Regions from separate parts of the Homo sapiens genome. Here region 1 is linked to region 2. Evidence: chromatin loops called from intact Hi-C (ENCODE). Cell type or tissue: MCF 10A. All regions are shown on one strand. Each heading gives the region's core, and the rest is flanking DNA. Links, peaks and the distances in the headings are about the cores only.

Evidence for each region. Peaks named below come from ENCODE experiments on the same cell type or tissue, not always from the same donor. Only the 100,000 strongest peaks of a DNase experiment are listed, where the experiment ranks them.
Region 1: it touches region 2 in a loop (2.9-fold over the local background); 9 of 110 quality-filtered maps call a loop at or near these places.

What each region holds. Positions count from the first base shown.
Region 1 is chr3:99,915,962-99,923,168 of GRCh38, forward strand. The region is part of intron 1 of CMSS1 (cms1 ribosomal small subunit homolog); the gene reads left to right. All of the region lies in intron 4 of FILIP1L (filamin A interacting protein 1 like), which reads right to left. The region is part of intron 1 of LOC105374010 (a long non-coding RNA gene); the gene reads left to right. Among named protein-coding and RNA genes, the nearest start is that of MIR3921, 45 kb to the right of the region's middle. In MCF 10A, for the core only: no CTCF peak of the experiment used is centred there; a DNase peak (open chromatin) is centred at 4,730.
Region 2 is chr3:99,843,069-99,850,275 of GRCh38, forward strand. All of the region lies in intron 1 of CMSS1 (cms1 ribosomal small subunit homolog), which reads left to right. It overlaps FILIP1L (filamin A interacting protein 1 like), which reads right to left. Exons shown (of 6, transcript NM_001387850.1): 5 at 5,227-7,207. The region is part of intron 1 of LOC105374010 (a long non-coding RNA gene); the gene reads left to right. Among named protein-coding and RNA genes, the nearest start is that of HP09053, 23 kb to the left of the region's middle. RefSeq lists an enhancer at 427-928. In MCF 10A, for the core only: no CTCF peak of the experiment used is centred there; no DNase peak of the experiment used is centred there.

The sequences.
Region 1 (7,207 bases), core at 3,194-5,693, 73 kb after region 2:
GTACATAAGTAAACTGCTTTGAAGAAAGGCAAATTTGAAGAAAGATACGTGTAATGGTTAATTTTATGTGTCAACTTGACTGGGCCATGGGATGTCTGAATAGCTGGTTAAACATTATTTTGAGGTGTATCTGTGAGAGTGTTTCCAAAGAGGTTAGCATTTTAGTTGGTAGACTGCCTTCCCCAGTGTGAGTAGACATCCTGCAATCTGTTGAGAGCCAGAATGGAACAGAAAGCTGAAGGCAGGTTGAATTAACTGCCTGGGTTAATTGCACTGGCACATCAATCTTCTGTCCTTGCCACTCCTGATTCTTAGGGCTTTAGATTGGGAATAGAATCTACACCATTGATTTTCTAGCTTTCAGGTCTTTCGGCTACATGACTGGCTTTCTTGGGTCTCCAGTTTGAAGACAGCAGCTCATGCAACTGCCCAGCCTTCAGGATCATGTGAGCCAACACTTTATAATAACGGTTTATACACACACACACACACACACACACACACACACACACACACACACACACGTTCTGTTTCTCTGGAGGACCCTGACAAATACAGTGCTAATGGTCACTGAGTGCTTTTTATGTGCTAGACACCTTACTTAGCACTTGCTGTGCATTATATAATTAGTAATCACAGGAACCTATGAGATCTCTATCATTTTTTAAACAGATGGTGAATCGGAGACTTAACAAGATTAAATGCTTTGCCCAAGGTCAAATAGCCAGTAGGATCAGATGAGAGGATGGGACCATGCTTCATGGTCCATGCTCCACGTTTGTTGTTCTAACTCGAGTCTATGCTTTTAACTCTGATACCCTGTGCTCTTCCATAAGGCCTTTCTGTGCAGTGATACTCACTCATCACTTGTGCCAGCCATCATCTTCACGGCTGGCCAAAGCTGTTTGGCTTCATCTTCTCATCTGAAGAATTAATACACTTGCCAGGAAAGTTTACCTATGAGTTGCAAATTCAGGATACAGTTTAATTCTAATATCCCACCTTGATTTTCACTTATGAGGCAAAAATTTCTATTTTGATATGGTTTAGTGGCTCTTATTCCTCTTTATATTTTTTAGTCCAAATGGAACAGAAGTTTGAGGTTGCCTTTCCACATTCAGTTTTTGGCTACCTGTTTTATAGGGCTGTTAAACTAGTAACCACCAGCTAGTTAGTAGATGTATTATAGAGTATTTACTGTATGTCCTGCATTCTCCTAGGGCTGTGCTGGCTGTTGGATAATTACTGTGTTTAATCTCCTTTTTGCCTGATCTTCCACAGTGTTGCAACAGTGGTGTCTGTGCCACAGAATGAACACCTGCATTCTTCCTAAATTATCTACAGATTATTTTGAGTGCCTTGTCTTTTCACCTGTATTTTAGTTGTGTGTAAAATTTATCTTGGACCTCCCGTAACACCAGGCACATAGTTTGAGTACCTAGGAATGATTCTAGGGATATTCTCTAGAATATCATCAAATATATTGTCAGGAGAGCTGGCTTCTACTCTGACTCTGCAACTATTTAGCTGGAAGATTTGGTGACTTTTTTTTATCTTGGGCTTGAGAGGCCTCACTTTTCTCAATTCAAAAAATCAAAGCATTGGTCTAGATTGCTAGGTCTTTTCTAGCTTAAATTCTTGGCTTCTGAGATTTCTGTAATTTTTTATAGTTATCTGGTAGATTGATTCATGGTGGTTGTATTAACAGGAATAAAAAAGTTGTGAGTGGACTTGGATGTGCAAAGGTGATATTAGGTTAAGTTTCAAATATGTGGAAGCAGTAGGGTATACCGAAATCTAGATGTCCTTTAAGAATGGATGTACAGATTTGGATTTAAAGTTGGTGGTAGTCACTGTCATTCTCACTGACCTCTTTTGGTAGTGGAGTTAGAATCCTAGGCTTGAGGTAAAAGGTACTTGTTCATGACAATCACATAATCACAAATTTTTAGGTGTGAAAGAGACACAGAAATCATAATCATATGCCCTGCCCTTGTTTGTTTGTTTTTTGTTTTGTTTTGTTTTGTTTTTTTTGAGACAGATTCTTGCTCTGTTGCCCAGGCTGGAGTGCAGTGGCGTGATCTCGGCTCACTGCAACCTCCACCTCTTGGGTTCAAGTGATCCTTCTGCCTCAGCCTCCTGAGTAGCTGGGATTACAGGCGCGCGGCACCACGCCCGGCTAATTTTTGTATTTTTAGTAGAGACAGGGTTTCACCATTTTGGCCAGGCTGGTCTCGAACCCTTGACCTCATTATCTCCCTGCCTTGGCTTCCCAAAGTGCTAGGATTACAGGTGTGAGCCACCACGCCCAGCCCCTTGTTTTATATACCAGAAAACTAAAGATTTGAGGAATGGAATTTGCCAAAAGTTATACATAGCTGCAGATCAGGTCTGCAGACCAGACTGCCACTATCTCTAAGCTCCTGGTTCATCCCTCACTAGGCTTGTTAATGTTTTCTTTTTAGCATTCATAGTATTCTTTTGTAAGCAATAAACTCACTATCATGTATGTTCAAATACACATTCAAAATTATTTGTAAAATTTAGTTCAGAAAACTAAATTTCTGGGAAGGAAAAGCAATCAGGTAGCATTGTCACTCTATCTGAATTTTGACCTCTGAAATTAAAAGGCATTGTATGGAAACCGCTGAATTGTGCAGTTTTAAGAGTATGGTTTTATGACATCTGTTGAAAGTTAAGTCATGATGGACGGTCCTAAATGGTTTTTTAGTACCCACATGAGGTAATTAATCTCTCTGCATCCCTTTTCAGATCCTGTGTTAGGTCCAGCATGTATGAACACAAGGCTGATCATGTCATAATTCTGTATAGAATTACAATAACAAAATATTTGTTTGCAGTGGATCTCCATTTTGTTCTGTCAAAGAACTAGATGCCCATGACAAAGGTCAAATGGAGATCTGGCATCCATTTCAATACTTGTAAGACATAGTCTTGAGAATATGTAATACAAATAGCTCCTTGCCAGAAAAACTGAAAGGAAATGATTGCATTTGAGTACAATGTATTCTACAACAATAGTTTAGTGTGTATGAAATTTAAAACTGCTGGCTTTCAAAATATTTTTTTTAAGTAGACTTTATTTTTTTAAAGCTTTATACCCACTGTGTATTGCTTTGTAGGATACCCTTAAAAGCTGAGATTTAAGACCAAAGAAACTGAAAATCTTAATGGCACGATATTGAATTCTCTAGTAAAATACTTTAGTTTAATGTGTTTATTGATTTCTCCTGAATGTTCTGTCTTCATGAGCATTAATGTTATTACATTAGTTTACCATAGTGGTGCCTTTTTTTCTACCCGTCATGAACTCATAATGCCTTAGAAGAATCAGTATCAGGTCTTAAAGCCTGCAGTGGTGTCTTTGTTTTACACAATGAACAAATATTCAGGATTGTATAGGTGAGGACCACATCTACCTTGTTCGCCCAGTATCTAGTATGGGACCTGGCTTGCAGTAGACATATATATTTAATCAATTATTGTTTTTGTTTTGTTTTGTTTCAGTTAATGAATGGCAAGTAGCACTAGCTCCAAACTAATGAGTTTAACCTAAAAATTAGATAAATTAACTCATTCATGTATGTATTTCAAGGAGGTTTCCAAATCCTCTAGAAAGAAAATTTGATGTTTTTGAGAGAAGCCTTTAAAAGTGGTCTGATTTACTCAGTTAACAGTAGGGTCAAATATGGCTCAAGCAGTGTTTTAGTCACCTTGTCTGATGCAGTCTGGAAAAATAGGCCTGTCATAATAGAAAAGGATTGATGGTGAAAATACTTGTTTATAAAGTTGTTTCAGCCAAAGGGAGAGGTGGAAGTGCTTTGTTCTTCATTGAAACTTAACAGCAAAGAACTTCCCAGGGTGTGGTCAAGGCAACAACACTTGAAGCTGGACACCTGGTGACTTTCCTCCAAAGGGCCCTAAGGCCTCTGCACCACTGTTCTATCTAGTCAAACTTGGACAGAAAAGGAACAAGAGATTAATTCTACCTTGACTCCTTTCTTTGTGGTGTTTGAGAAGCTACCATTTGAACTTCTGATTTACAAAACTGAACTATCAGTGCTAACCTACTAGGCCAAGATTTTATGAAAAGTAATTTAAGGCTTTAACACAATCCATGGTTGAAGCCACAGTTTTATACAGAGCTGCCATAACAATATTTCTTTCCTGCTTTAGTTGTTGTTTCAAGACCAGAAATGCAGTAACATATATGGATAGCATACATAGTTTGTTTTAGAATTCTAAGAAAGAATGCATGGTTTCAAAAAAAAGCAACTCTTTTTTTTCTTCAGAGCCTTTTGCCCCATTGAAACTGAAAAAGAAAAAAAAATATGCAAGCTTTTTTGAAAGTACAGACAAAATTGGCATTTCACTTATGGGAAAATTTTGCAAAATTACATTGACTAAAAGTACTGTGAAGCCACACAGAAAGGCCAAAAATTATTGGCATTGCTTTTGTGTAAAAAACCTTTTACATAGACTCCACCTGTAATTCAGCCAAGTACATAATTCAGGTCATTGGTGACACACGTATCCACATGTTGGAGCTGGTCAGTGAACGTTGTCATGAAACATGGATAGAATATTACCATATGGACAGACCAAACCGCACAGATTACAGCTAAGGAAACTTTGCATTAACATGCCTGGGAACAGGCTTTCCTGAGCTGATCCCTGCCCCCACCCACCCTCAGTGGGAAAGCCAATTGCTTACTGATTACGACAGCGACATCACTTGGCAAACATTTTGGCCTGAGCTCAATGTGTGACATCAGTCTCCTTTAGGGTTTTCCACATAAAACAAATTCTCCAAAGAAAACACAGAAATTGAGCCTTAATTTGAAATCCATTATTACATCCTCTGAGGTCTCATTAACTACCTCAATCACGTAGTTCTTAATTTTTGTTTTATTTCCAGGTAGATACAAACCAACACTTAGAATGTGAGCAGTAAACCTTTACCGTGTTTATTTCAGAGTTTCAACCAGATACCCCTTTGTATCTATTTTCAACCAACCTCCCTTTTACTGGGGTTATGATATCTTTGTTTCACTGCTGGGAGGGTTGCTAGTTTGGGAGTGGTTTACAACACTTTGTTTGAGGAAGGAAGTAAACATTGTTCTTTGACCCTTCAGGATAAGTTAGTCTCACTTTTGTGGGAGGCAGCTGTGTCCTTGAGAGAAAGCACTCAGTGAAGTTGGAAGGACTCAGTCATGGTGTGTTTTGCCATGTCACTTGAAAGCAAGGCACACTACGGGTATTTCACACTCTTGTGTGTAAGCACCTCCTCTGAGCGTTTATTTACCTGAAGTCATTAGTTTCCCCCACTTCCTGTTTCGTTAGATGGTATTCATTTAATACTACTTTGATGCACATGGCCTTAAAGCAGATAGAAGTCAGTTATGCCTCATGAGGCCTGCAGTCTCCCAGCAGAAGGCAGGAAAGCATGAAGGGTGGACGTGAATGGGCCCACACTACCAAGATACTGGAATTGTGATGTTCAGGCAAAGCAAGGGAAGTCACATATGCATCAAGGGAGTTGAGAATAGGTTTAATATTGTCACATTCAAAGAATTCCATCTGGAAGGTGTTCCTTGGCATATAGAAATAGATGAATATTCTCATATCTTCTGGAATGGCTAAACAGAGTGATAGACACTTTTTCCTACTTCTTGTTAATGGCATGTTCACTTTAATTATTCTTCAAGGTAAAGAATCCTATAAAGGAAACTTTATATCCTATAAAGCTAAAAGTAATCTCTTAAGTTCTTTCTCTTAAATTCATTTTATATATTTCAAAATACTATTCTTCATATATTGATTTAGTAGTATACACTTTACATTTTTCCCACAATTTTTCTTTTCCTCCAGCCCATGGCCTTTATCCCCACTGATCTTTTGTTCCCATTTCTCAGTGTTGTTCCTTCTTGCTCTCTTGGTTTAAATAATCTTTGCCATCTGCCTCCCAACATTCCAGTATAACTTCAGGATAGCCCTCTCCAGCCTTCCTCCAGAAGATAGTAGAGATACACAGTGAATATCAGAACTCTCCTCCAATAGCCCTTCACATTCCCACCATAAATCTGTATCATCTTGCCTTTTCATTAATGTGGTAAGCCCCCTGGGCAGGGACAGTCTGTACCTCTTTGTATTATGCCAGGCAACACTCTGACCGTGATCAGTAAATGTTCATAATAATGAAAGATGAAAGAAAGTGTCTGTGTTCAGCAAGTTAGTGCCAAATAAGTATGGAGGCCAAATGAGGCCACTAGTGCCAAACCACAGGGGTTCAAAATAATGTTTAATATAACATTGTCTCATTGAATAACAAATCTTATATTGTAATGTCTGAGTCAAATGTTTCTTTGGTGCCAGATTTCTTGTGCTCCTTTAATCTGTCCCTGTAGATATTTCAGAGTTCATGAGGAGCAAGTTAGTAGGACCTTTCCCCTGCCCCCTCTCTGCCGTGTAGTGAAAAATAAACCTCCTGGAAAAAATAGAGTGAATATAAGTGCCATGGATTCTCTGGCACTCCGAAAAAATGCCTACCATAAAGTATATGGAAAATAAATGAAAGTTTGCTATTAGCCTAGATATTGAGGTAACTAACTTAAGTTACCTAGCTGAAGTATGAATTGGAAGTAGTTGAATAAGCCATTTGAGATTGGTTACTTTCCATCTTTTCAGTATCAATAGAGAGGGTTAATTGTCCTTTCAGTTTCATATGGATGCTTATACTGTCTACAGTGGTTCAGAATAGAGGGTCAAAGTAGAACAAAATAATCTACCCTACATATGGTTAGAAAATATTTACCAACCAAACTCTCCTTTTTTGCAGCCACGCTTCTCAAAATGCTAGTTCACATTTTAAGCTTCTACATTCTTATTTCTTATTTTGTTTTTTAAAGCATTGCAATTTGGCTTCTGCCCTTACCACTTTATTGAAATGGCTCATTAAGTTCCTCAGTATTTTCTTCATTGCCAAATCCTGGGACATTTCATTCTTTTCTGCATTATTTGGTGCTATTTGACTGTTCACTCTCTTTTTAAAGTCTTTGCTCACTTCATTTCATTGCCTTCTTTGTCTTCTGGTTCTTCTAAGCTTCCACCATTTTTTTTTTTAGCTTCCATTTTCAACCCCCTTTTTCTTCCAGAAAACTGCCAAGCCTTGATGTATTCTAGGGTT
Region 2 (7,207 bases), core at 2,972-5,471:
AAGGTTTGAGAACCTTAGTAAACTACTTGTCTTCCTTGCTCTTTCTTGTATTTGCTTCACTGTGCCATAAGTTGAATGGAGTCCTTTGTTTTGGTTCATCTAACTGCCTTATTTAATGTGTGTTCTGGACCCTTCCCAAGAAATGCTACAGATTTAAGTTGAGGGCCTGGGATTGAGAGAGAAACAGACCTTGTAGGTGTCAGACAGCCTACTTTAGCTCAGCCAAAGATTTAGGCATCTATGCTTTGCTACAGTTATAAAACCGGGAATCTTCCCACCCAATAAAATGGAAGTTTTTATTGAGCTTTCCTTTTAAATAAAAAGAAAACTTGGAGAATAAACCTTCTGTTTGTCATGCCAGCCACTAGAGGGTAGAATAGCCACATTTCCTACTACAGATGTAATTTAAAGAGAGGGACTATGGTCAGAATACATTTGCCAGTGCTTGTCAATACAGATGCTTTTTGACTTATGATGGGGTTAGAACCACATAAACCCACTGTGAGTTGAAAATATTAAAAGTTGAAAATATGTTTAATACACCTAACCTACTGAATATCATGGCTTTGCCTAGCCCACCTTAAACATGCTCAGAGAACACTTACATAAATCTACAATTGGGCAAAATTGTCTAGCAACACAGCACACTGTAGAGCAGGGGCCTCTAAACCCTGGGCCACGGACTGGTAGCAGTCCATGGCTTGTTAGGAGCCGAGCGGCAAGCAGAAGGTGAGTGGCAGGCAAGCGAGCATTACTGCCTGAGCTCTGCCTCCTGTCAGATCAGCAGTGGCATTAGATTCTCATAGGAGCACGAACCCTATTGTGAACTGCACATGCGAGGGGTCTAGGCTGAGCACTCTTTATGAGACTCTAGCTAATGCCTAATGATCTGAGTGGACAGTTTCATCCTGAAACCATCCCCCCAACCCCCCGCCCATGGAAAAATTGTCTTCCATGAAAACAGTCCCTTGTGCCAAATTGGGAACTGCTGCTGTACAGTATCGGTTGTTTACCCTCATGATTGTGTGGCTGACTGGGAGCTGTGGCTCACTGCCACTACCCAGCACTGGGAGAGAGTATCTTACAGCATATTGCTAGCCCAGAAAAAGATCAAAATTTGAAGTACCGTTTTAGGGCACAATTAACCAGCAGAAGAGTTTGTTAAAATGCAGCTTTCTGGGCCCTACGCCCCCAGAGGTTCTCATTGGATAGCTCTGAGTGGAACTTAATATCAGGGGATTCTCACACAGGTATCTTGGATTTTACTCTGAGATACGCTGATCTATAAGAGTTTTGGGGCATGCATTTTTGCCTATCTTTTCTCTTGGGATTACAAAGCAAAATGATTATTTGGAGGAAAAAAATCTTAATAACAGAAACCAGGGTATAGGAAAAAGCTAGAGTGTTGGTTAATTTAAAGGTCTTTCCCTGCCTTTGTCTAACATATTTCAAAGGAGACTCACTTTGTAAATATTCAGAATCAAAGAAGCTACTAAAACGTTTTTATTGGGAGTTTTACTTCAACCAGTAAAGACCATAGAATCCTTAGACTACAAATCTCTAAAATTTTTGATAAAATATCCCTTCTATGACCATCTCACAGCTCCCCTAATTTTATCCTTTATGGGTTATGTATGTGGTTTAGCTCTGTGTCCTCACCCAAATCTCCTAACTGAAATCCCCGTTTGGATCGTGGGGTGGTTTCCCCTGCTGTTCTTGTGATACTGAGGGAGTTCTCATGAGACCTGATGGTTTAAAAGTGGCAGTTTCCCCTGTGCACTCTCTCGCTCTCTTGCTGCCAGGTGAGATGTGCCTTAGCTTTTCTTTGCCTCCTGCCATGATTGTAAGTTTCCTGAGGCCTCCCCCAGCCATGAGGAATGGTGAGTCAATAAAACCTTTCTTCTTGATAAATTACCCAGTCTCAGGTATTCTTTATAGCAGTATAAAAATGGACTAATAAAACTGGTGTCATGAAGACCCCAAGCCTAATGTCTTAGCATTGTAAAATATAGTTGTGGAGACCTTACAAAGAGTGTATGTAATTTTATCATGATCTTGATTGAACAAGTATCAAGATTCTTTCTTATGTGTACAGATTCAAGTGTAGTAATGCACAATGTCCTTCTAGTAAGGATGACAATTTTATTTTTGTCAGTGCCCCTAGAGAGCAGTGGCATCCTCCTGGGGAAAGTTTTGCCATTGCTTTTAAATAGAAAAAACATGATAAAATCATTCGAATCTGTGATAGGATTCTACCTTTTAAAGAGTTAAAGAGATAGTGGGAATGTGAGTAAAATGAAACTTCGTTCTGAAGCGAGGACTTAGACCAATGAAAGAATGGTATGAGTTTTTCAGAGAGACGAAAAAACAGTCTATCTTCTGTGAGCCCTCATGGACCAAAGAATACAACCCTCCACCCCCACATATTTCATATGAAGATTTCTGAAGATTTTCCAGTGTCACTTCCTCTTTCCTTCCTGGTTTTTGGGGGAGTTCTATGATTATCTGTCAATGAAAAAGGAAGTTCTGTAATCTTCCAATCTCTTTCTCTCTCTCCTCTCTCACACGCACACAAAAAAATATAAGAAATCTTTTCAAAATTAAAGGCCAGAAATCTACATTGTGTCATTTTAGGTGTAATTCTATAGAAAAAAAGATGTTTTGCAGAAATTATGCTGCCTTTATGAACTTTAATTAGTAACACTTGTAATAATCTACACGTTATTAATCTGTCTCCTAAAATTTATTTTGATGCTGATACAAATTATTATACTGAAGGAATCCTCCCAGTAGAGGTACTTCTAAAAGAGGTATTCCTTGAAAGTTTGGTAAATTTCCAGTTATGTTAGATTAACTACTTAGGAAGCCTCTATATAGTTAAAATCTGGAACAAATGATTAAATGAGAATTTGTGCATTATCATAATAGAACACAAGACTTATGGTGTTAACTTTATTATAGAGAATTTCTGTAGCTCACATAAGAAATTGAATCCTTTCAAAATGGGTGGGCTGATGAATAGCCCAAATTTGGCTCCCAAACTCTATTAGTTACAAGTGTGCCAAGAATGGATTTCTTCCCTCCCCCCGTCCCCCACCAGCACTTGGGACAGCCAAGAGGAACCTGGGGTGATGGGAATCCCTTGGCTGGTTATCTCTGCCTCTTTATCTGTTTCCCCCAGTGCCACACAAGCATGTGTTTTGTTTATGCCATTATGTGACAAAGTTGGGAAGACTTTGTTCTTAAATTCTGATTTCCATTGTTCATAATTTTATGATCAGTTGATCGATGCCTTCCAAAATATTACATGTACCCACTCTCAGTAACTAGAAAAAGATCTCATGAAGCAGCAGCATTATCATTGTCTGTTTTGAAAGAGCTAAAATTAAGTTTGCCATTCCTTCTAGAGTTCTGGCCCAAGGTGACTTAAAAACAGTTTTAATAAACATTTAGACCATCATGTATTTTGTAATACAGTTGGGTCACTGTTGATTCCTAAGATAAATGTGTTTAAACAGAAGCTTTCTCATTCATCAGCAGCCTCAGCTTTCATCCAAATTTATTTAATGATGATGCAAGCCCATAGCGTTGGTGTTGCAGTTCGTCACCATGGAAGTGTTTCTGTCAACAAATCCTCGCTTTACTATCATGAAATTGATTTTGTAGGGGAAAGGAGGATAATTGTGAAAGCTTCCTTTTATTCTTAAAGATCTTCACAGTTTGCCTGGATGTCTAAATGAATTGTATTTAAAATCAATAACTGGCAATAAAATTAACCACACTAAATTAACAATTATGAGGTTAGAAAAAGGGAAATGGCAATAAGCTACTTTGTCTGAAATCGTCGTTTTGGAATGTGACTTGGGGACCATACTTGTAATTTAAATGTTCCCTGAAAGCTGTTGTTCTCTGCTCAGAAGTATGGATTATCCCCAGGGACTCCCATGAGGCAGATATCAGAATTTCTAGGAGGATTCGGCTGAGTTATTCTCATCTATATTGTAAATGGCATAATAATCACAGAAGAAATTCACACTATATTACTTCTTTCAACTAACATACTGTATTTTTTAAATATGCCTTTTCTATAGCTTATGTTCATAACTATCTTTGGCTTTTATTTGCTTGTTTAAAAAAAACTGTAAGAGGTTAAAACAAAAAAAAAAACTGTAAGCTTTTGAATGCAGGCCCCTTATGAACAGGGTAGGTAGCACCTACATTAAGTAATTCAAACTGTTTTGGGAACCCCATAGGAAAAAGAAACAAGAATGACATTTTCTTTTTTTTTTTTTGCTTTGAAGTAGAGTGTTCAAGAGTTTATGTCACAGTGGCTGGTTCCAGATTTGGTTGTAGACATACATGTTCTATGGGAGGTTTGATCTCTGGTAGAAATACAGTCAACTCTTGATTTGTCAATGTAACTATATTTCCAAATGTACTTTCTCTGGCTTCCTATCACATGTCAGAGCTTTTTAATTTTATCATCTGCTTCTATGTGCTCATGAAAACCAAAATTATTCGGTAGTATTTTATTTCATTATTATAAACATTTAAGTTCCTAATGTAGTCTAAGCACTGTGCTGGGCTCTTAGAGATACTGAAATATATCCCAAGCATGAAGTTATGTTTGCTTCTGAAAGATCTTATAGTTCACTTTGAAATCAAAGAGATGTAATTTTTATTTATTTGAACCACTTTTCTCTCCTCTAATATGTGATTAGAAGTTGACCATAAATGGGACATAGGTCCTGTTTGTTTTTAAGGAAGAATTAATAGAGACTATAAGCAAAAGACAAAATTCTATTGTACATGCAGAAATATAACACAGAATGACCAAAAGAAAATTCAGCAAGCAATGGTAAAAATAACAAATTATTTACTGTTTTATAATGTTAAAGTATTTCACCAAGACAAGTTGCAGTCAAATTAAAGTGAGTTATGGAAAATGAAATACATAAAGATGTATTTATACAAGTGCAGACTAAATATTTTCCATACAAGTATGTAAATGAAAAGATATACAGTAAGTGCACACTCGATATGACTATGCAGGCAACAGTTAGTTTCAGATACTCTTGTATAGTTCATGCACAAACCTTCCCAAAGTACGAGTTCAGTCAGTCTTGGGGGATATGGAGGGATGATTAAAAAAGGATTGAGTTCCTTGCAAAAATATCAGTATGGACTGGATGAGGGTGAGCGTGGTCAGTTATATATATTACTTACTGTAATTTGTGATTGTCGAGGAAGAGGTGTGGCTGTTGGTGTGATAGTAATACTGCTGGTGACTTTATTGGTTGTTTTGTTTAGTGCCCCGTTAATTAAGCCTTGAGTTCGGTTATCCTGCAGTGGTGCTGAAGGGCTGGCAGGTCTCACAGGGCTGGCTACAGCTTGCATGTAAGGACTTCCTAAGTGAATGTGGATTTTATTATCCTCAGTAGTTATCACACTTGAGCTATTGCTGTTTGAACGCTGAAACTGCCATGATGACTGCCGGTCTGGGGAGACTCTGAATATCGCATGCTTGGCACTGATTTCTGTTGGTTCTGGGGAGCGTCCCTGCTCAGGAGAGCTAGCTGAACCAGTCACAGCCAAAACCTGAATAGGGGACATTGTCCTTTCTGGAGTTAGAGAACCACAAGACTCTGGGGTCTGTGCTCTGGCAAAGGTTGCCATGGTAATTGGGGACATGCCTTGTTCTAAATTCATGAGGTCTTCGGTAGAGGTTTTGGACTTTACTGGTGTTATGGAGGCGTTTTGGAGGATGGTTATCCTTTGCTTTGGCGTGCCACAGTTCGGTATCACTGCAGTACTCGTGTAAGAGTGAGGACTCTCTGTGGTTGGACTTGTGATTTCAAGAGTGGCTGTGTTTTGTACATGGTCTGGAGTAACCTTTATATGAAGTGGCTGCCCAGGTGTGTGGCTTAGGACTAGATCTCCAGGTTGCACAAAGTTGGCATTGGGTTTAGTTTGCATTTTTCCATTCTGAAGATGGCCCTCCTTGGATTTCATCCAGGGAATCCATAGCTTTCTGTTAACAGGACATGGAGTAGACTGGCTGCATTTGAAGGACAGCACAGATCCCTCATCATTAGGGTCCTCGTCTTGATTCTCACTCTCCTCATATAACTGACCATTGATGACTGCACGTTCCAGAGGAATGAGGCTCTTGTAATCAGGTGGTTCATTGTCTACTGCTTCTGTCTGAACTTCTTTAGAAAATACTTGAGGATCGGAAATTCTTCTTCCATTGAGACTAGGCCTGAGGCTCTTACTGAAATGCCGGTACCTCTCTAACTCCTTAGTGAGGTTTTCAATCTCTCTTCCTAAATCTCTGTTCCTGTTTTCTTGTTGATTTAGTTTTTTTTGCAGGACTGAGTGATCTCCCTGGAGGTGACATATTAGGTCTTCAGTTGCCATGTATTCATGAATTTTCTCTTTTAATGCATCCACTTCTCTTGAGAGGTGCCCTGACTTAGCTTCTTCTTCTTGAAGCCTTTTGAAAAGCCATTGTTCATGGCTGGTCTCTGTCTTTTCTGCTAACTTGTACTTAGCAAGTTCCATTTTAACATGTTCTAGCTCTTTAGATAAAAATTGAGCTTTGTCTCGTTCATTAGCATACCTTCGTTCTAGAGTCTCATATTCATCTTCTGTTTTCATGAGGTCATCCTCAATGGCTTTCATGTCCTTTAGCTTCAGTTTCAGTCTTTCCACTTCTTGAGAGAGCTCCTTAATCTTATTGTTTTCTTGGTGTAATGCTGTTGTGGATTTCCCAGAGTCTTGATTTAATTTGTTTTTTAGGAAATCTTTCTCAATTGCTTCCAATGATTGAAGCCTATTTTTCAACATATTAACTCTTGACAGGAGATCATTTCCTTTCTCTTCTTCCGCTTTCAATTTGTTTTTTAAATCATCTCTCTCCTTGGTTACGCTGTACATCTTTTCTTCTACATCGGTTTTGGACTTGAGCGCCCTTTTAGTTTCCTCAATTAACTTCTCAGTAACTGTTGTTACTTTATTTTGCTCCACTTGAAGCTGAGAAGAAGCAGCTTGTAATTTATCTTCAGTTTTCTTTAATTTTTCACTCATTGTTTTCCGTTCATCTACAAACATCACAGTTAATGTTTTCAGTTTAGTTAAATCCTCTTTTAGAGTGAATTCTGTCTTTTCTAGCCGACTTTCAATGGCTTCTAGCTCTTTGATCCTT